3 separate regions of the Homo sapiens genome follow, and regions 1 and 3 are each linked to region 2. Evidence: chromatin loops called from intact Hi-C (ENCODE). Cell type or tissue: Caco-2. All regions are shown on one strand. Each heading gives the region's core, and the rest is flanking DNA. Links, peaks and the distances in the headings are about the cores only.

Evidence for each region. Peaks named below come from ENCODE experiments on the same cell type or tissue, not always from the same donor. Only the 100,000 strongest peaks of a DNase experiment are listed, where the experiment ranks them.
Region 1: it touches region 2 in a loop (5-fold over the local background); 1 of 110 quality-filtered maps calls a loop at or near these places.
Region 3: a loop joins it to region 2, with 10 times the contacts of the local background. A loop is called at or near these places in 1 of 110 quality-filtered maps.

Annotation. Positions count from the first base shown.
Region 1 is chr15:94,038,738-94,046,369 of GRCh38, forward strand. All of the region lies in intron 2 of LINC01581 (long intergenic non-protein coding RNA 1581), which reads right to left. Among named protein-coding and RNA genes, the nearest start is that of LINC01581, 65 kb to the right of the region's middle. In Caco-2, for the core only: no CTCF peak of the experiment used is centred there; a DNase peak (open chromatin) is centred at 3,604.
Region 2 is chr15:94,106,945-94,114,576 of GRCh38, forward strand. LINC01581 (long intergenic non-protein coding RNA 1581) reads right to left here and starts at 994. Exons shown (of 9, transcript NR_120320.1): 1 at 935-994. In Caco-2, for the core only: no CTCF peak of the experiment used is centred there; a DNase peak (open chromatin) is centred at 4,027.
Region 3 is chr15:93,950,841-93,958,472 of GRCh38, forward strand. All of the region lies in intron 2 of LINC01580 (long intergenic non-protein coding RNA 1580), which reads left to right. The region is part of intron 6 of LINC01581 (long intergenic non-protein coding RNA 1581); the gene reads right to left. Among named protein-coding and RNA genes, the nearest start is that of LINC01580, 54 kb to the left of the region's middle. In Caco-2, for the core only: no CTCF peak of the experiment used is centred there; a DNase peak (open chromatin) is centred at 4,691.

The DNA.
Region 1 (7,632 bases), core at 1,701-6,700, 68 kb before region 2:
ATGCAAAATTGGTTTAGTGTAAACAAATTGAGAAATAAGATTTATCACATAAACAGAACTAAAAATGAAAACCACGTGGTCATTTCAATAGACGCAGGAAAGGCTTCTGATAAAATTCAACATCCCTTCATGTTAAAAACCCTCAGCAAACTAGGCACTGAAGGGACATACCACAAAATAATAAGAGCCTTCTATGACAAACCTATGGTCAACATCACACTAAATGGGCAAAAGCTGGAAGCATTCCCCTTGAAAACCAAAACAAGATGAGGATGCCCATTCTCACCACTCTTATCCAACATATCACCACTTCTATCCAGAAGATTTCTGCTTCTGGAAGTCCTAGCCAGAGCGATCAGGTAAGAGAAATGAAAGGCATCCAAATAGAAAGAGACGGTGTCAAACTAACTCTTTTTACAGATTATATGATTCTATCCCTAGAAAATCCCCATAGTCTCCCAAAAGCTCTTAGATTTGATAAACAACGTTAATAAAGTTTCAGGATACAAAATCAGCGTACAAAGATGAGTAGCATTTCTGTATGCCAATAACATTCAAGCTGGGAGCCAAATCAAGAATGTAATCCCATTCACAGTAGCCACAAAAAGAATGAAATACCTAGGCACACAGCTAACCAGGGAGATGAAAGATCTCTACAACGAGAATCACAAAACACCACTGAAAGAAATTAGAGATGACACAAATAACTGGAAAAAACATTTCATGCTCTGGATAGGAAGAAACAATATTGCTAAAATGGCCATACTACCCAAGGCAATTTATAGATTCAATGCTATTCCTGTCAAACTACCACTGTCACTTTTCACAGGATTAGAAAAACAATTCTAAAATTTATATGGAACCAAAAAAGAGCCCAAATAGCCAAAGTAATTCTAAGCAAAAAGAACAAAGTCAGAGTCATCACCCTACTCGACTTCAAACTATACTGCAAGGCTACAGTAACCAAATCACCATGGTACTGATATAAAACGGACACACAGACCAATGGAACAGAATAGAGAACCCACCTACAACAATCTGATCTTTGACAAAGTTGACAATAACAAGCGATGGGGAGAGAACTCCCCATTCAATAAATGATGCTGGAATAACTGGCTAGTCATATGCAGAAGATTGACATTTCACCCCTTTCTTACATCATATACAAAAATCAACTTAAGATGGATTAAAGACTTAAATGTAAAATCGAAAACTACAAAAAACCTAGAAGAAAACCTAGAAACTACCATTCTCGATATAGGCCTTGGCAAATATTTCATGAAGAAGTCTCTAAAAGCAATTGCAACAAGAACAAAAATAGACAAATAGGACCTAATTAAACTAAGGAGCTTGTGCACAGCAAAAGAAACTATCAGTAAACAGACAAACTACAGAATGGGAGAAAATATTTGTTATCTATACATTGGACAAAAGTCTAGTATCCAGAATCTATAAGGAACTTCAGCAAATTAACAAGCAAAAAACAGGCTCAAGCCTTTAATCCCAGCACTTTTTGAGGCCAAGGTGGGTGGATCACCTGAGGTCAGGAGTTTGAGACCAGCCTGGCCAGCATGGTGAAACCCTGTAATCCCAGCTACTCGGGAGGCTGAGTCAGGAGAATCGCTTGAACCTGGGAGGCAGAGGTTGCAGTGAGCTGAGATTGCGCCACTGCACTCCAGCCTGGGAGACAGAGCAAGACTCCATCTTAAAAACCAAACCAAACCAAACAAAAAAAAACAAACAACAATAACAAAAAAAAAAAACAAAAAAAAAAACAAGCAAAAACCAAATAACCTTACTAAAAAAAGGCCAAATGACATGAACAGACACTTCTTAAAAGAAGACATACACATGGCCAACAAACATATGAAAAAATGTTCAACATCATTAATCACTAAAGAAAAGCAAATCAAAACCGCAATGGGATACCATCTCACACCAGTCAGGATGGCTATTATTAAAAAGTTAAAAAATAACAGCTGTTGGCAAGGTTTTAGAGAAAAGGGAACACATTCTCTTCTGGTGGGAATGTAAATTCATTCAGCAACTATGGAAAGCAGTTTGGAGATTTCTCAAAGAACTTAAAAAACAGAATTACCGTTTGACCCAGCAATTCCATTACTGGGTATATACCCAAAGGAAAATAAATTGTTCTACCAAAAAGACACATTCACTTGCATATTCATTGTAGCACAATTCACAATAGCAAAGACATGAAATCAACCTTGCTGCCCATCAGTGGTGGACTGAGTAAAGAAAATGTGGTACATATACAACATGGACTACTGTACAGCCATAAAAAATGAAATCATGCCCCTTGTGGCCACATGGATGCAGTTGGAGGTCATTATCCTAAGCAAATTAATGCAGCAACAGAAAACCAAATATAACATGTTCTCACTTATAAGTGGGAGCTAAACACTGAGAACACATGGACACAAATAAGCAAACAACAGAAACTGGGGTCTACTTGAGGGTGCAGGGCTGTGGGAGTGTGAGGGTATGCTTACTACCTGGGTGACAAAATTATTTGTACATCAAACTCTGGCAACATGCAATTTACCCATATACTGCATATGTATCCCCGAACCTAAAATAAGAGTTGAAAATGAAAAAAAAAAAAAAGAGAAAGGTTTAAGAAACTATCTAATACAGAAAGTAAGAACACAGTGTTATGAAAGAGAATTAAAAAATAAGGAAAAGCTATTGAGACAATTAAAAATATAATTACAAAAAAAATAAGAAAATAGTAAAATAGAAATTGCCAGAAACTAAATTTTTGTCTAAAACATAAAGCCCAGAAAATTTCTCAAAACAGATTAAAAAGAAAAAAAAAACACCAAGTGCTAGCATGAGGAAAGTTAAATGTTACGAAAGATAAGTGTAGGAAGTATAATATCTGTTCAATAAAACTTCAGAAAGAGCAGAAATATTGAGGAAGGGAAATAATGACAGAAACAACAGTTTTCAAGAGTGAAAGAAAAGACTGAGTTATCAGTAAAAAAAAATCCACTGAATGTTCAGAACGATGATTCAGACATAAATAACGGATGGAATAGGGAATAATGTGGGCTCTCTTTAGATGGGTACTGATGAGGTGCCTCTATGAAAGGTGGCATTTGAGTTGACATGCAAAAGATGTGAAGAGTCAGGGTGAGAACATTTCAGGCATAGATGGGAGCTTCTGCAAAAGCTGAAGGCAGGAAAGTACTGGGTCAGCCAGAGGAATTCAAAGACTGAAATGGATCAAGATAAGGCTGAAGAGAAATCATTCACGGCTTTGTAGGCCAAGATAAAGTACTCAGAGGTTATTCCAGAAGGACAGGAACTATTAGAATATTTAAGGAGTAGAGTGTAAACTAAAAATAAGATCCTAAGCCCCCCAACTGACTGAATGAACAATCTCTTGGTCAAGGACATCCCCGAGTAACCTTGAAAACTGATTTCTAGGCCATGGCAAAATGGTAGGTCGGATTCACTTCCTGATATCCCCTCCGTCTCTAACAATGGTTAGCCTTTCTTCCCTAAGGGTCCAACAGAAACCAGCCCTTTCAAAAGGCTCCACCACTGATACTAACCAACTGCTTGACACTGCCCCTCCTTTTCTCCTGATAAGAGACCAGGGAGTGGCTCTAGCCAGTCTAGGGAGAATGCGCAGTAAGGATTGTAATGTCCTCTGCTTCATCTTTTGATGTCAGAGGCCAGAAAATTCCACTCTCAGGTCATAATAATGCTGCCATTTTTTTGAACATGGGACCCATGAAGGGGCATGAAGCCTAATTGAACATACACATATTTCTCCTTTCATAAATATTCATGACTCCTCCCAGCTTTTTGATTATGTATATTTGGCTACCCCACTCAGCATAAATTTCTTCCCATTGCCTCTCCCTCAAAGTGTCTGTTTTTGCCTTCTGGCCGGAGACTACGCATCCCAGCCTGTCAGAATGGCCACCCTGCAGGCCGCAACCCTTGATGAGTCATCCAGCTCTTTTTGCTAAGTTTATAAACCGAGTCATTCTTCACTTGGCAACAGTGATAAGATTCAATTCTTTTAAGAACCCATCTGTTTTGTAGGGAGTGTGTTAGGAAGAAGCCAACTGGAAGCAGCGTCTAGTTGTGGGATTCCATTTGGGAGCCGATGAGTCCTGAGCACTCTGCTGGCACTGGAGAGTCAAAGGAGTAGACCAATGTGCCCTGTATGTGGGAAGTAGAGTCCATAAAATATGCCTGATGAATTAGGAATAAAATGGAGAGAAAATAAGGAATCAAGGGTAACTACTGAGTTTATGGTTTGGGTACCGAAGAAAATGGTGGAATAATTTACCAAGACAGGGAAGCCAGGATGTTTAAAAATATGTATATCTGATAAAGGGGAAATAAATAATTCTTTTAGAGCTGCTTAAGTGTGAGACATTCAAGATCCATTTAAATGTTGATGGTGTGTGCAAGGGAGTGAGATAAGTATCTAAAATTCGGAGAGAATTCCAAGTTGCAGACATACATTAAGTTTTTTAAAAATAAATCGTTGAATCCAGTGCTTAAATCCACAAGAATAGATGAGATCACCTAGTGAGAAGGGTAACATTAGAAAAGATCCAAGGACTGAGTCCCCAGCAATCAGTATAGAGGTCAGGAAGAGGGACAGACCCCAACAACGGAGACCAAGAAGGGAGGGAAAAGAGGAGAGAGCTACCAGGAAGGCCAAGCTTGGAGACAAGAGGGTGTTTCAAGAGGAAGAGAGTGAGTGACTACATAACATAAGAGAGTGAATAACAGAAATGATTTAATTGATGGTTTAAATCATGTCTTTCCATTTAGTGGTAGGACTAAAAGCCAGACTGTATGGGATGGAGGCTTGGTTGGAGGTGAGGACAACTCTTTCTAAAAGATGCTCAAAAGAAGAGCCGAGAAACACTCAAGTATCTGGAGAGTTATATGTAATCAAGGGAGCATTTTTTTTTAAAGATGGATGTTTGTACACTGAAAGGCATGATACAATGCTGAAATTGTAGCAAAAAGAGAATAGTCCAAGGGGCAAAATCAATATATTTTTTAATTGATCTAATAAATTTCGCTAGGATTTTTAAAATCACATCCCTAAGTGAGGGCCAATGATACCAGAGCAAGAACAAATATTAAGGGTGTAGAGCTTATTGATAATGAAAGTGATGGAGTCCAGATTCCTCATTCTCTGTTCATCAGGCTTAAATCAAGAATAGGTTTTAGAAAACTGTTAGAATTCATAGTTTATGTGTTTTTTAAACAATTCTCTTGAATGAACCTTTATTCCTTACAAAGGTGTGTGGGGCTACTACAAGTAGTCATAGGCCCCAGTGAGAAATGTTTTGTTAACACCCCTTTGGGGAGGCTGAGCCACTTAACAAGAATATCTTCTCAAGAATTATTTGTGAGGCCACTGGGGGTGGGTCAGATTCTACATAGAAAGACGTTAACAAGCATTAACGAGTTCATTTAATATTGGACTCATCTTGAATGTTTTTATTGAGTTGTTGGTTTCATAGTGGAACCATGAATTTCTTAAAGTCAAGAACCATAGGCTATTATTCCTGTGGATCCATCATCTAAACCAAGCCCTGGCACTTAGTGGCTCTCATTAAATATTGATTGAGTGATGAAGTGAATAAATGAATTCAATGACTAAAGTCATTAAAATGGGAGATCCTATAAATGCACACCCATGGCTCATATAGGTAATGTTGTTCATATTGGTGAAAATCATGCACCCTAGAAATGGAGACATTTTCAATTTTAAATCTTACCCATTATCTTCTCATGTGCCCCTATTATAGATATAGACATATAGATGATGATGATGATGATGAAGATATATAGATAGTAAGATAGATAGAAAAACAGAGTTAACCTATGACAAAATTTTTTTCCATCCTGTTTCTCTTAATGATTTATAAGGACCTATCATTATGAAATATTTTGTTTGGGTTAAATATTATTTAGACCATAACAATAGTAATAATAGTACTATAAAGGGCCTTCAAAAAGTTAGTGGAAAATTTGAGTGAAATCATAAAATTAAAAATATAAACTTTAGTTTTCAATGTAAACTCCATCAAGTTCAAGATAATTTTGTAAGCAATGATACCAGCCACTTAGTCCATTCCTAAAGAACTGAAGGTCCTGGGAATTTAACCATGTCAATGCAGTCTTTTAAACATAATTAACTAAAGAAAAATGGGTTCCCTTTAAAGATATTTTTAAGATTAGGAGACCAAAAGAAGTCAGAAGGAGCCAAATCAGGGCTGTAAGGTGGCTGCCTTATGATCTCCCATAGAAACTCTCACAAAATTGCCCTTTTTTGGTGGGAGAAATGAGCAGGAGCATTGTCGTGGTCGAGAAGGATCCTCTGATGAAGCTTTCTTAGACATTTTTCTGCTAAAACTTTGGCTTTCTCAAAACACTCTCATAATAAGGAGATGCTATCATTCTTTGGCCCTCCAGAAAGTCAACAAGCAAAATGCCTTGAGCATCCCACAAAATGGTTGCCATGACCTTTGCTCTTGACCGGTCCACTTCTGCTGTGGCTGGGCCACTTCTACCACTTGGTAGCCATTGCTTTGATTGTGCTTTGTCTTCAGGATCATACTGGTAAAGCCATGTTCCATCTCCTGCTACAGTTCTTCAAAGAAATCCTCCAGGATCTTGATCCCGCTTGCTTAAAATTTCCATTGAAAGCTCTGCCGTTGTCTGCAGCTCATCTGGGTGCATGGTTTTGGCACCCACTGAATGGAAAGTTTGCTCAACTTTAATTTTTCAGTCAGAACTGTGTAACCTGAACCAGTTGAGATGACTGTGGACTTGGCTGTTGTTTCTGCTGTTAATCATTGGTCCTCTTCAATTCAGGCATGAACAAGTTTCATTGTTTTCCTCAAAGATTGTTGTGGATGGTTTGTGGCTGCAGGCTTCGTCTTTAACATTGTCTTGTCCCTTCTTAAAACAAGTTATTCATTTGTAAACTGCTGGTTTCTTTGGGACATTGTCCCATAAACTTTTCTTTAAAGCATCAATTATTTCACCATTCTTCCACCCATGCTTCATCATAAATATGATGTTTGTTCTTGCTTCAATTGTAGCCAAATTCACGTCGCTCTGAGAGAAGCTCTTTTCAAAGTGATGTCTTATCCTTCTTAGTGCCTCAATCTAGGTCCTATTTAGATGTGTTATAACAAGTTAGTATGAGATTATTTTGGTGCAAAAATTTTGGGGTCAATGGATAGTTTCTTCCATAATACGCATTTTCCATGAACTTCTTGAAGACCTCTCATATTTATTGAGTATTGCCCATGCATTAGAACATTTCATACCTCACACATTTGTGCACTTAATTTTCAAAATAATTTCCAAAAATATAATTATAATCTGCATTTTGCAGATGAGAAAACATGACTTATTAAAGCCTTGTGGTTGCCCCCAAGATCACAGAACTAACAAATTATAATTGACTGAGGGGTTGGAAGCCAAATAGAGTCTGAGATCTTTATTTTATTTTATTCTATTTTATTTTGAAACAGAGTCTCACCCCGTCAACCACGCTGAAGTGCATTGGTGTGATTTCAGCTCACTCCAACCTCCATTTCCCAGGTTCAAGCAATT
Region 2 (7,632 bases), core at 1,710-6,709:
AGTGCAAACAAGACCAGATAGCTTCATGCACATAAGGTGCCCTTATCACAGGAAAGAAACCCTGAGCTGAAGATATCTAAATTTTTTATAATGAGGCGTAAGCATGTGTGTCCTTTGCTTGCAAAAAGTTACTATCTCTTTCTTCTAAGGCTGAACAAACATCCTTTCAATGATAGTACAAAATGAAGACACTCAATGTTTCTTCTCACAAGATGTGCAAAAATGCAAAATACCCATGCAAGATTGTCTTCCAGCAGGTCTTATGTCCAAACTTTACAGAAATTACTTCCCATTCCTGGATCTTATATTTTCATATCTTTAAAGGTATTAAACTGGATCAAATTCAAGGTCATTTCGTGGCAACAAAAACAAAATGATTATTTCTTTTTTTAAAGACCAACCTTGTGAAGATTCTGCTCTTCAAGGTCTTACAATCTCAGGTCACGCTTACCTTCAAATGATCACTGCTGGTTGGCATTTTAAACACAGGCACACACCAATTCAAAGTATCAGTACCTCCACAAGAGTGATGTTTCATTTCTAATTTTTTGTGGGAAAGCCCAGTAAAGTGGAAGGTAATATTGGGAGGAAAACTGAGCTGTGATTGAAGCAACACATATATCTTATTTCTTCTACCATCTCAGATTAATTGTAAATGCATTTTCTTTAATCCAAATACATGGAAAATAGACTGTGAGTGTAATCTCTGTTGAAAATTTCCTTACTTTTAATCTTTTCCCCTCACTCTCATTGTGAACTTGTTCTGGGAGTGAAATAATTTGTTGAAATAGAAACTTTGCAAGAGAAAGTTTGCTGATTCCTGCAAAAGAAGCCAGGTCATTAGGCAAAGACCTAATGCATCTGCTACCAGTGGCCTTGGTAACCTGCCAGTGTAAACCACAAAGTGCTCATGATGGTAGTGGCTTTCTGATACCTGTGATCTGGACAGCCATGCTAGTCTGCTGACACTGGATTCAGAAGGGTCACCTTTCATGTCTGGGTTTCCCCGACAACGTCAAAAATGCCACTGTTCCAGCTTTCAATTCCATAGAACCCTTGTCTATTAGGGTTTCAAAGCTCCATGAAAATCATTCATATTGGCAGGGCGCAGTGGATCACGCCTCTAATCCCAGCGCATTGGGAGGCCGAGGCAGGTGGATCACCTGAGGTCAGGAGTTCAAGACCAGCCTGGCCAACATGGTGAAACCTCATCTCTACTAAAAATACAAAAATTAACTGGATGTGGTGGCAGGCACCTGTAATCCCAGCTAATCTGGAGACTGAGGCAGAAGAATTGCTTGAACCTGGGAGACTGAGGCAGGAGAAGTTGCAGTGAGATGAAATTGCACCACTGCACTCCAGCCTGTGCAACAAGAGCAAAAAAACAAGAGCAAAAAAGGTGTCACACCTTTCCCCAAGGGAAGATTAGCAGAAGTTTACCTAGAAGCAAGCACTGAGGCCTCTGAGTATATAACATTGCCAGAACAGCTCTGTCCTATATCATTCTCGAGCTGGGCTCAGATACACCAACCCATGAGGCCTGGGTTAATTTTTTGCCTAGCTCAGTATTGGTGTGGATGGGTTGTGCCCCGGCCATCATTTTACTACCTACCATCCAATTATAGCTGTCTTCTATCTTTTCTCTATGTTTACTCTACTCTTATAACAGGTTTCTGCCTGTCATCCTCACAATGGGTACCAGATATCACCTTCTTCCTACATGCCTGCCAGAGCCAACATATACAGATACGCAGATTTTGAACTTCAGAATTCAGCAAGGCACCTTCAGACAGACTACTCACAGAGTTTTACGGTGCCCAATCTACACAACCACACCTGGTAGCGTTCCTGGCCTTTGTGAAACAATTTACATGGCTTTGTGCATATAATGCTCACAACAATCCCATTAAGGTAGGCATTATTATCTAAATTCTCACAAGAGAACACTAAGCACAGAGAGGTTACATTCCCCAACGATTCACAGCTACTACATAACCAAGCTAAGAGATATGTCTGGACAACTGCATCTGAGGCTTTCAAAAATTTTTAAAGCCAAATCAGCTTTTGCTCAGTGAAGCGTAAGCAAAAACACAACTAAAACAGAACAAAGTTGAGCAGCTTCCCTCTGATTTGTCCCATCTTCTCTTCCTTCCCCAGGCCCACTAAGGATTCCCAAGGGCTCTTAAATGATCCTTGGTTGCTGACTTTTTCTGGGCTAGACAGAGGAATCCACTGAACCCTTGTAAGGTTATTGTTACAAGGGTATTTGTACAGCTCTTGATAATCTCCTTTCTATACAGTCTAGAGCTTTCTACCTTCTCCCTACAATCAATGCTTCACGTCTCCCAGTTGCTGGCTGCACCTGTTCAATAGACTCTTTTTGTTGAGTTTCACTGAAGCCAAGATAAATGTGCTTCTTTGTTACCATCATCTCATTACAAATCAGACAGAATTCTCCAAGCCCCTTTGAACATGAACATCTGGAATACAGCCTACTTTCCATGCCTGGAGAGGAGCCTTTGAGGATACAGATCCCTCTAACTCCAGGCATTTGGGGACCCAACTACATCTCTCTTTGCACCCTCTCTTCTTGCTTAAATCTAAATAAGCCTCTTGGTCAAAAGCAGAGCCATAGTGCATCAGCACCAAGCTCCTCACTAAGAGAAGGCCTTTTTACTAATTCACAGAGCTCACTTAATGGTGAGGCTGGTTTTAGCCCTTGCAAAGTACATAAGGCATGGAAACATTTTCCCTTCACTTGGTTACCTCCTGACAACCCATAGACCCAAACAGTTCACTAGTCTGCCACTTCTCTGACTCTACAGGATGGGTTGGGTACCCCTCGGTAAACTCAGTCCTTCTCGCATCATAGCATTTAACTCTCTGTCTTGTGGCTCTCTGCGTATTTGTTCCTCCCCAACTAGACTCCCAACTCCAGGAGAAAATGGACTTTATCTTCTTTGTTCAACACTCTACCCATGCCCCTTGCACTGAACCTGACATATAGTAGGTGCTCATTAAAGATCAGTTGAGTGAATGAATTATTGTGAATTATTGGGTTACAAAGTACTAGTTAATGATTTATATTTCTAGTGGTAATAATAACTATGTATTTAGATTGGATTTATTTTTAATTTTTAAACTTGTATTAAGTCTGGGAAGATAATTTTAACTCTCCTCTCAAAAATGTAAGTAACATTTGTTCTTTATTGTTGGGAATAATAATATAAATGGGTTTGAATTCAGTTTGCAATTCAAATAATTGACCATCTGTCTGTATCTGGTTGTAATTTTGAATTTGTCAACCATCTAAGCAGATTTGAATAATCCTTTAATGAATCTTTAATTTGCTTTAAAGAATGTGTTCTATTAAACTTATTCTATCATCCATTGTAAAAAGTTATTTAAATTTTGATGTAAATGTAATGTTTGTGCTTTGTTTAAACAGTCAACAGTCAACATTTCACTGTCTGAAAAACAAGTCTGACAGCAAGTATCTATTTTTATTATTATCAAAAGGTTTCTTTTTACTTTTAAAATATTGAACTTAAATACCAAAATTTTAATTAAATTTGGCAATGTGTACTTTTGCCTTGATGTCACATAATTTTATCTCCTCTAAAATTCCCCAAACTAAAACCCTAAGGTTTTCTTCCTCTACCAAATGTGACTGAGGTATAGAGTTTGAATCTCGGATTACAGTCTTTGTTCTTTGCAAAAGAACCACAGGTGCTATAGGTAGCCTCTTTGATCTCTTCAACTCACAGCCCCTACTTAGGTACCCATAGAGGGAAATATTTGAGAATTGAGTTTTGTCCACTTTGACTTCCCCTTGACAAACTGGTTCTCACATTATTTCCAGAGACAAATATTTTGAAAGTGAAGAACACAAGAGGTCACTAAATATTAGCTTTCAAAGACTTCTAGTCACATGATATTTGCTTGGGTTACCTCTTCTTGGAGTCTATATAAAGAATGATGTTTACTCTTGAACACTCTTCGGTGCTGAGGTGCTGCTGGGCAAAGAAATATGCAGAAAAGAATGTAAACATGGTTGGGGCTTGCTTGGTTTTGTAGATGCAGAAACTTTTGCTTGATTTAGGCAAGTCAGAACACTGAGAAGTAGAGAATGAGAAACACATAAGACTTTAAAGGCAAAAATGGTCTTACATAAAAATCAAAAGAGTAAAACATAACGAACATCTTCCTAACCCAGATTTTACACCAGGTCTGAGTTGATTTCTCACTACAACTTAAGAGTACAGCTACAACATTTTCTACTGGTCTAAAATAACTGAGAATTATTTAATTTACCTTATCCAACAAACATGAAGTGATAGGCCTAGTGAATCAGAGTTTTAAGTCAATTAAGTATAATTTGTAACTGTCAGAAATCTAAGTTAACCATTCAGCCCCTCTCCCTGAAAATATTATTGGATGAAGTTAAACTTGAATAGCTTCCAGTAACTGAATTGTCCCAGATTAGTTCAGTTAACACTGCACGTGTTAAATGCTTATAAACTTTTACCTAAGATTTTTCCAAGGTGGTATGTGCATTTTGCTGCCTTCCTTACACACAGCATTTAAAACATAAACTTAACCTTTTATGACAATTCAAGTCTAAATTGGTATTGTTCTACTGAAAGCAATATGTTAAGATCTCAAACAGTCCAGGCTCAGAGATTTCTCAGCTGTGTGATAGTTGACAAATTATTTAATTTTTCGATCCTCTGCTTTCTTCTTAGTAAAATGAGAAATATACTTACTTGCCTGACTGCCAAAATGTCTGTGAGGGCAGTGAGGCAGCAAATGTGAAGGAAATGTACAAACAAGGCAATATTTTGCAGATACGAGAGCAGGGAAGTATGGGGAGGAGCAGTTAGATGGAAAACTTTATTACAGATAATATTTTGACAAAATTTTCAACTGTTTTTCAACTTTCATTGCTCTATGTAGGATCGTTTTCTTGATAAAGTTACATTAATTTTGTTTAAAAATTATGCCTTTAATTAAAAGAAACTTTTCCATATGTTATTATACTTTTTCTCGTTTGTCAACAAACATATTTGTGTTTTTATCCTCTTCTTATAATTTTTTTCAAAGAACTCTTAACCTAATAAAAAGAATAACATATAATTCTCAAGAGATTTCTATGTGCTAGGTACTATTTTCATCCCCATATTATAGATGAGGAAACTGAGGTACGCAGCCATTAGGTAGCAAAAGTAATTTTCCCAAGAGCAGACAATACAGATGAGCTTCAAGGCAAGCAGCCCGCCTCAGAGCCTATGCGCTTCACCCTTAAACCATCTAACAATTCAAAATTCTGCCATTATCTTTACCATTTCCTTCATCCCGCTTTCCTTACATTTACTCTGCAGGTTTGGGGAAGCACTTGTGATGATTACCTAATTCATTGCATTTCATTCTGTCCTGATAAGAATGAAAACATTTAAGAATGTAACTTATCCTCTAAATGTATCTCATTGCTGTTATTTTCTATATAACATTTATAAAAATTTATAATCACTATCTTCTTTTATTCAGATCAAGAATATCTATTAAATCATTAAATAAAAGTTTGTTGAACAGTTTTTACAATTCTTCAGATTTCATCTACAATTAAAACCAAATTAATTAAATTGTACAAGATCATATCAGTGAACATGGATAATTTGATTTCCTCTTTTCCAATTTGGATGCCTTTTATTTCCTTCTCTTGCCTGATTGTTCTGGTGAGGATTCTAGTACTATGTTGAATAAGAATGGTGAAAAATAAGCATCTTTATCTTGTTCTAGTTCTCAAATGCTTTCAACTTTTCCCCATTAAGCATAATATTGGCTGTGGATTTATTGTATATTGCCTTTATTATATTGAAGTATGTTTCTTCTATACCTAGCTTGTTGAGGATTTTTATGGTGAAGGATGCTAAATTTTATTGAATGGTGGTTTCTGCATATATCAAAATGATCATACGGTATTTGTCCTTAATTCTGTTTATGTGATGGATCACATTTATTAATTTTCATATGTTGAACAATCCTTACATCCCTGGGATAATTCCCACATGATCACGGTGTATTATATTTTTGATATGCTGTTGGATTTAATTTGCTAGTATTTGGATGAGGATTTTGGGTCTATGTTCATCAGGGATATTGATCTGTAGTTCTGTGGTTTTTTGGATGTGGTGTCCTTGTCTGGGTTTGGTGTAGGGTGATACTAGTCTTGTGGAATGAGATAGGGAGAATTCTCTCTTCTTCAATTTCTTTGAATAGTTTCAAAAGGATTGGTATTATCTCTTATCTGTTTGTTTTGTAGAATTCAGCTGTGAATCCATCTGGTCCTGGGCTTTTATTTTGTTGGGAGATTTTTTTATTACTAATTCAATCTTGCTACTCAGTATTGGTCTGTGCAGGAGTTTTATTTCTTTCTGCTTCAATCTCAGGAGGTTGTATGTTTCCAGGAATGTATCCATTTCTGCTAGGTTTTCTAGTTTGTGAACACATAGTTGTTCATAATAGTCTCTGATGATCTTTTGTATTTCTGTCGTATGAGTTGTAATATTACCTTTTTCATCTCTGATTGTATTTATTGGATCTTCTCTTTTCTTTTCTTGGTTAGTCTGGCTAGTGGTTTATCAGTTTTGTTTATCTTTTCGAATGACCTCAACTTTTTGTTTCATTGATCTTTTGTACTGTTTTATAAATCTCTATTTCATTTAGTTCTGATCTGATCTTTGTCATTTCTTTTATTGTGCTAACTTTGGATTTGGTTTGTTCTTGTTTTCTAGATTCTTGAGGTTCAACATTAAGTCGTAAATTTGTGATCTTTCTACTTTTATGATGTAGGTATTGAATGGTATGAATTTACCTTTTAACACTGCTTTTGCTATATCACAGATCTGGGTATGTTAAGATCTCATTTTCATTCATTTTAGATATCTTCAAAATTTCCATCTTAATGATCTTATATCTAGACAACCCTAAACACTCTGCCAAAAAATACTTAGATTTCATAAATGAATTCAGCAAAGTTTCAATATACAAAATCAATGTACAGGAATCAGTAGCATTTTTATACACCAATAACAATCTAGTTGAGGACTGACTCAACAAAGCAATCCCATTTATAATAGCTACAATAAAAAATAGAATGTATTAACCAAGGATGCGAAAGATCTCTACAAGGAGCACTCCGAAACACTGATGAAAGAAGTTGTGGATGACACAAACTAATGGAAAAAGATCACATATTCATAAATTAGAAAAATCCATATCATTAAGATGACCATACTGCCCAAAGCAATCTAAAGATTTGACATAATTTCTATTGAATTGCCAACATAATTTTCACAGAATTAGAAAAAATTTCTAAAATTCATATTAGACCAAAACAAAGCCTGAACAGCCAAAGCAATTCAAGGAAGAAAAAAAAGTTCAAGGTATCACATTACCTGACTTCAAATTATACCACAAGGCTATAGTAGCCAAAACAGTACTGGCATAAAAACAGAAACATGTATCAGTGGAACAGACTAGAGAACCAGAAATAAAGCCACATATGTACAACCAACTGGTCTTGGACAAAGTAAACAAAAATATATGCTGGAGAAAGGACACCTTATTCAA
Region 3 (7,632 bases), core at 1,701-6,700, 160 kb before region 2:
ATGGCAACATTAATATCTCCAAATTCTGATATTGTCAGTAAGGCTTGGGTACATATTTTTGTGCACATAAATTTCTCTTTCTTTGAATTTCTCTGGGCAAATTATCTGTTGAACATCAGAAATACATCCATGTAAATCTCTTTTAATGTTCCCTTCCCAGGACAGTGCCCAGTTTTTAAAAATAATCAGCTCAGCATAGAAAAACAACGGAAAGAAATTTAAATTTTTACTGCTTTATTTTTTAAAATATTTCTGATAAGCAGCAAAAAACATAACATCTTTGTGCAAACCTCTATTTTTCCCTCCTCATGCACACCCCCACCCCCACCCCCACCGTAACCTCAAAGTCTCCTTCCCCACTAAAGCCCTTCTTCTCATTGCCCATACAATTCAGTCCATTGAAGCTTGCGTTATCACCTCCTCCCTTCTTACCAATAACTTTCTGGTCTTTCTAAGTTTAGCAATTACCTTGTTTGCATCTAATATGAGCGCAGGAGATTATCTACCAAAGGCTCACTGGAGGGGGTCACAAGAGGGGTGGGAGGAGGCTGAGAGGCAAAGGGGTATTCTTAATGTAGGGCAAAAGAGAACAGGAGCATTAATAAATCTGTCTATCTATCTATCTATCTATCTATCTATCTATCTATGTATCTATCTATCTATCTATCTATCGTCTATCTATCCCTACCTATATATATCCATATATCTATATGTTTACCTATATCTATCTTCTGTCTATCTATCCCTACCTACGTATATCTATATCCATATATCTATACCTATACCTATAATATCTATCTATCTATCTATCATCTATCTATTCATCCATCCCTACCTACATGTATCTATATCCATTTATCTATACCTATACCTGTATCTATCTTCTATCTATCTATCCATCCCTACCTACATATATCTATATCCATATATCTATAACTATACCTATATCTATCTATATCTATTTACCCATCCATCCATACCTACATATATCTATATCCATATATCTATGCCTATACCTATATCTATCATCTATCTATCTCTACCTATATATATCTATATCCATATATCTATACCTATACCTATATCCATCTGTCTATCATATATCTATCAATCAGCTATCTAGTCATCCATCCATACCTACATATATCTATATCCATATAGCTATACCTATACCTATATCTATCTTCTATCTATCTATCCATCCCTACCTATATATATCTGTATCCATATATCTATACCTATACCTATATCTGTCTATCTATCTATATCTATCCATCCCTACTTACGTATATCTATATCTGTATACCTATGCCAATACCTCTATCATCTATCTATCTAACATCTCTACCTATATATATCTATATCCATGTATCTATACCTATATCAATCAATCAATCTATCTATCTATCTATTCATCCTATTCATCATCCCTACCTACATACATCTATATCCATATATCTATACCTATACCTTTATCTATCTATCTGTCATGTATCTATCTATTCATCCATCCCTATCTACATATATCTATATCCATATATGTATACCTCTATCTATCTATCTAATCTATCTCTGTCAGCTTGCTATGACAGCTTTTTGCTGTTTTTATATATTCTAAATTGTTTTCCTAAAGTCTTATACCAAGTGTCTAAATTACTAAAAACACTGAGCAAGTCAGTACAGCACAATCCACGCTAGCTACAAATGGCATTGTTTAGTGGTCATCAGGCATAGGGTGCAAATTCTTAGAGAACCTTTCTAAACATCATATTGATTTCTATTCTCTGCTCTCTTCTTCGGGCTTCTCAGAGCAGAATCATCTCACTTGTCCTTGAAGGGATGAAGAGAGTTTAAGATGGAAAGTTCAGCTCATGTGCTTTTATAATAAGATGTATGCGAGGTTCACTCATGCAACCCACTGTGCCATTGGGAAATGCAGGAATGGGCATGCAGGACTTTCATAGCTCAGATATGCTCAGGAGCAAGTCATGCAGCACAATTGACTAGTAGGAAACAAAAGGGAGAGGGGATGGTATCAGTAGAATGAGAGACGGGGAAAATACCGACTCCAAGGGATGACTCTTCTAGGGAGCTAAGCTATTCAATAAAGCATGCATTGAGCCCAGATACAGTTTGGGACACTGTTGGTGAAGACCTTGGCCACTGGGTAGCATTGCTCTGTCAAACCACATACAAGGCCTGTGGGTAAAGGGAGAATCTAGCAAGGGATAGATAGATGTCGAGCTCTAGACAAACCAGGCACAGTTTAGAGTAAACCTCTAGTAACAAGAAGGAATTAAAATTTCTGGCATGGAAAAGTTTACATTCTAGTGAAATAGATAGACATAAAGCAAACATAAATAAATATAAGTAAACCAAAGAGTAGTCTAAATGTTATGAAGAAAAGACATAGGTAGTTCCGTAGAACTTTCTGTAATAATGGAAATGTTCTATATCTGTGCTTTCCAATCTGGTAGCTAATAGCTGCAAGAGGCTGTTGAGCACTTAAAATGTAGCTTAGTGTGACAGAATAATTTTTTATGTTATTTAATTTTAGTAAATTTAAATTCAATAGCCACAGTTGGCTAGTGGTTACTGTATTGAACAGTGTAGCTCTATAGCATCATAAATTTCTCTATTGCAGGATTTAATGCACATTTATAGTTCCGTATTTATCTCTGTGATTCTTTGTTTAAGGCAAGCATCATTTACATTTTGTCTGTTGTTGATTCTCTAATGCATAGCATAGCACCTTGCACATAAATAGTTGTTCTATTGGCAGATCACCTGAGGCCAACATGGTGAAACCCCGTCTCTACTAAAAATACAAAAATTAGCCAGGCGTGGTGGCAGGTGCCTGTAATCCCAGCTACTCGGGGGGTTGAGGCAGGAGAATCGCTTAAACCCAGGAGGCAGAGGTTGCAGTGAGCCGAGAATGTGCCATCGGGCTCCAGCCTGGGGGACAAGAGCAAGAGTTCATCTCAAAAAAAAAAAAAAGTTAAGTGAATGATTAAAAGTGAAAAACTAGAAGACATAAGAAATATGCCAGTGCCTCAATATATAGAAACAAGAATAGTTCTACATCTCTCAAGACAGTGGAATAAGTTTGTTACTGGTTTTCCTACTCTTTTAAACAGTGGCTCAAAAACAAAACAGGGCTGGACGGTTTTGATGACTTGGAGGGGAGGCGTGGAAAAATGAGATCCTGGTAGTGATTGAGATATTTGGAGCTACACCTGGCGTGTTGGTTTGAAGTGGGGCCAAAGAGCCGGGTTTCCTACATGTATCCTAGGAAGGCCAGAGCTTTGGAGACAAAGTGGTACCTGGCTCTGAACGTCTAGAAATTCCTTATTCTCTGAGCCTCTTTTTTTTTCAAAAATGTAAAATATACCTACCTCATTAGGTTTTTCTGTGAGCTGTAAGATATTCATATTGCTTACCATACATTAATAAGCACTGAATAGCTTTGAATGCTTAATAGCTCCTTGCTGCTATTACTTTTATTCACTTCTCACAGTGCTCACCCTGACATCCATATTTTCAAAAATTCTTATGGAATATGGGATTCTAAAGGAATATGTGTCACTGACACATAGAATCCTTGCTGAGCTAGATGTACCTCTTCACACAGTCATATTCACATAGAGAATCTAGAAAGTTGCTTTGTTATTACTGAACGGAATCACAACCTATGTAGCAGGCTGGAAATACCCTTGCTCATGCATCTATTTTTTTTCTCATATCTTCGATTTCTATCTGAGGAAGTGTTTTCAGTCTTTAATGTAATATCCTCAGTAGTAAGAGGTTTCAAAAACACAACCAGGGCAATTCCTTAAGAAGTTTAAATACTCTTCAATGAATATTCCAATATTTTAAAATAAGATATATTGCAGAAGACACAAAAATACTTCATGGTAATTTTCTTCGATAAGCAAATAGTGGAATCTTATCCAAATAAGCCAGGCTTTAGCTATAGATTCTTCACATTTCCAGTCCGGGTCAGTTCTGTAATTATATTTTTCACAGTGTATAAGATGATGTTCATGGATATTTCGATGAAGAGTGAGATATTCCTCATTACAATTATTCCCATGCGATGTTTATTTCATTCTTTATCAGGAGCTGTTTTGTCATCACCTTAAGCAAGAAAGTCATTGTTCACATTAGTGCCACGTTTTGACACATTAGTGCCACGTTTCTTTTAGCATTTCTCCTTCTTGAATGCCTGGACCTGTTTCTGAAGGCAAAGGCGGATGATTGTTTATCTGCCTGTGTATAAAAGGCAATTGCTTTCGGCACTTCATTTGTACTATTGTCAGATAGGATCATGTTACAGCCCTGCCTCCCTTGTTGGTCTGTATACTGGTAAACTGTGTGGCTGTTCCCTGCCTAACCAGCTTGCTGCTTTAAGGTGACCTGTCCTGAAATCCCAGACAAACACATTTCGTGATACAAGTTCTGCCCTCATTTCTATCTCAGAGCTATGTGTCTGGACCCTATGACTCTGCACCCTCTCATAGCTGAAGAGTGTTATCAAGAGTAAACACTCAGGATTGATAATGGTCTTTCAAAGGTCTAAAAACACACCCACAGTCCAATGACCTATTGAAAGGAGGATGAGTGGTTTCTTTTGATATCGGGCTGCTGGACAGACTTTAGTGAGTGAAAGATTATGCTGCTTATTTACCTGGAAAAAATCGACGTCATAAGGATGCCCCCAGGCCAGTGGGGAAATGTCCACTCTGTGTACATTGTATAGGGATTAAGACACAGCCTCCAAAGTCAAACCTACTTGTGACTGAATCCTGGCTGCACCACTTAATGTATGTGAAAGCATTGGCAAGTTGGTTAATCCCTGCCTGACTCAGTTTCACCATCTGTTAAATTGAAGTAAAAATAGTACTTAGCCCCTAGGGTTCTTAAAAGGATTCTATGAGTTATTACGTTGAAAGGGTTTGAATGAGTACTGACCCATAGTAAGTGTTCAATACATATTTCTGTTATTGGCTTAGCTTTCTATTTTCACCATTATGGTACTTAACAATGAACGATCACTTCTCATGCGTTTGTGAGTTGGTCTGGTGGATTCTCCACTGGTCTTGTTAGAGCTCTCTCATCCTACGGGGGGCTCAGCTCTGTAGGATGGCAGGACAGGCTGCTATGGCTGGGTCTGTTTCCCCAAGTGCTTTTTTCTTCTGGATTTCTTTAGGGCATGTTTTGTCAGTGTCCAACAGGTTAGAACAGAAGCTGCATACCTCTTAAATTCAAGGTTTGGGAGTCACACAACATTCTTTAATTTTCATTTTCTGGATTAAAGTATATCCCAAAGTCAGTTCAGATTCCTGCGAGGGGAAAACATTCCCTCCTATTTTTTTATGGCAGAAGTGGTAAGATTACACTGCAAAAGAGATGTGCATACAGGGAAGGGTAGAATTATCACAACCACCTTTATAGACAAACTACTAAAACATCTGATAGCCCCAAGTCACAATTATCTATCTATGCCCGTGACTATGTAGGCAGTGAACAACTAAAGACCAACCAATGGAGGGTGCAGTATCACCCTGTATAGTTCACACAGTCCAGCCTGCCTTTCTCTCATTTGTTCGTTATATCCTGGCCCTTGCTGTGGGTCTCTGCAGTTCTTCATGCAAAGTCAATAGCCTCAACAGCCAGAATCACAGCATCATGGTTTCTGAATGTGACCAATGACTAGGGTCACAGAGAAATGACTTGCCTCACCTAGTGTCAGATCTTATTATTAGCAGAGGTTAAGACCAGGTCTCCTCATTGCTCATGACAGCTTCTCTTCAATGTAACATAACTATCTGTTTTGCAAACTTTTATCTGGCCTCTGCAGAAGATTTTTGCTAGTTCGGAAGTAGTAAGTTCAGAAAGGAATGAAGATAAATAAAATTAGAAAGTGGGACTGTGCCCAATAGTTTACACATAGTAGATAGGTATAGTGGAGAGTTAATGAGTATTGGTTCAACTAAATGCACACCTAGATATTGAGATTCAAGAACCACTCCTACTGTTCTGCATTTTGCTTGTTGCTGCTGCAATGCCACCATTCAGATTTGCACTGCTTGGCCATTAAAGTGATAGGGAATTGTGTGTGGTTTTACAATGACACTGTGATTTAGCCATCTCAGTTTCAGTCAGGAGCAAGAGAACCATTTAAGATAATAATATTAGCATATACATAGAACTTTTGATCTTCAAATCTCTTTAAAGGCATTAGCAAATTAATTTTCCCAGAACTCTTAAGAAGCAGGTAATTATTTTTACAGTCGGAGAGAATAAATCTGACTATGTATTGACCTGCAGAGGCTACCCGATGAAGCAATGCCAGCTAGGGCTCAAGTCCACCCGCTTGTCTCCTCTTGCTCACCAACACATCCATCACAGGACTCTCAAGCATTCCCAGATCATTATGATGAGATTAAATCTCACCAACATTTATTGGAAATATTTATTATGGACTCAGCAACTCTTTAGAGTTCCAATTGGGTGGAGAGGAGGGAGGATAAAGAAGATATCATTTCTGATTTTAAACACCATTAACCACCCAAAGCTACCAGGAATACATGGAGAAATGGCTGGGTCAGGAAAAGGACAGAATGAATGTGTAACATCTTGCTGTGCTGGAAAGCAATGAAGTGCTCAGAGGCTGATGCAGACATGTCAAAAGGAGGATGAACTAACTTGAAGGGACTCCAGCTGGTCAACGTTAGGGCAATACGTCTATAAAATAGAATAGAGATAGATCAATTATAACATATTGAATGAAAAAGAATAAAGGTGTCCATAGTGATACGCAAAGAAAACGGAGTGGAGAGTGAGCTCACTTTCATGAAGGATGATAGCTAATGAAGCTAAAGAAGAAATGATAAAATAAGATAGCAAGCATTTGTTAGAAATGGAACACTCATATAGTATCAAAATATTGCCCCTTAGATTACTTATTAATTATCTATGGAAAAGATATTGTCTTAGTTTATTTGGCCTGCTAGAACAAAATACTGTAGATTGCATAGCTTATAAATAATAGCCACTTATTTCTCACAGTTCTAGAGGTGGGGGAAGTTCAAGATCAAGGCGCCAGCAGATTAAGTGTCTAGTAAGGTCTGCTTTCTGGTTTATGCACGTGTTCCCACTGTGTTTTCACATGGTGGAAGGTGCAAACAAGCTCCCTCAGTCTTCTTTTGTAAGGGCACTCATTGCAGTCATAAGGGCTCTGTCTTCATGATCTAATTACCCCTCAAGGTCCCACATTGGGGCTTAGAATTTCAACAGATGAATTTGTGGGAAGTCAAAAACATTCAGACCATAGAAGGCGTGTTTACAACGGAGATATCTAGCAGACGCCACCTGAACCAAGTGACCAACCAAAATAATGAAACAACCTGACATCATAAGCTTCTGACTAGTTGCAGCAGGAAAGAATGCAACATCATCTATGTTGCTTATTTTTACTGCCTCATGAAAGTATGACTTACGTACCATAAAATCCACTCAATTTAAGTGTATAATTCAATGAGTTTTAGTAAATTTATATGGAGTTAAACAATCATCATCACAATCCAGTTTTTTAGAACCTTCCCTTATCCCCCAAATATTATCTACAGC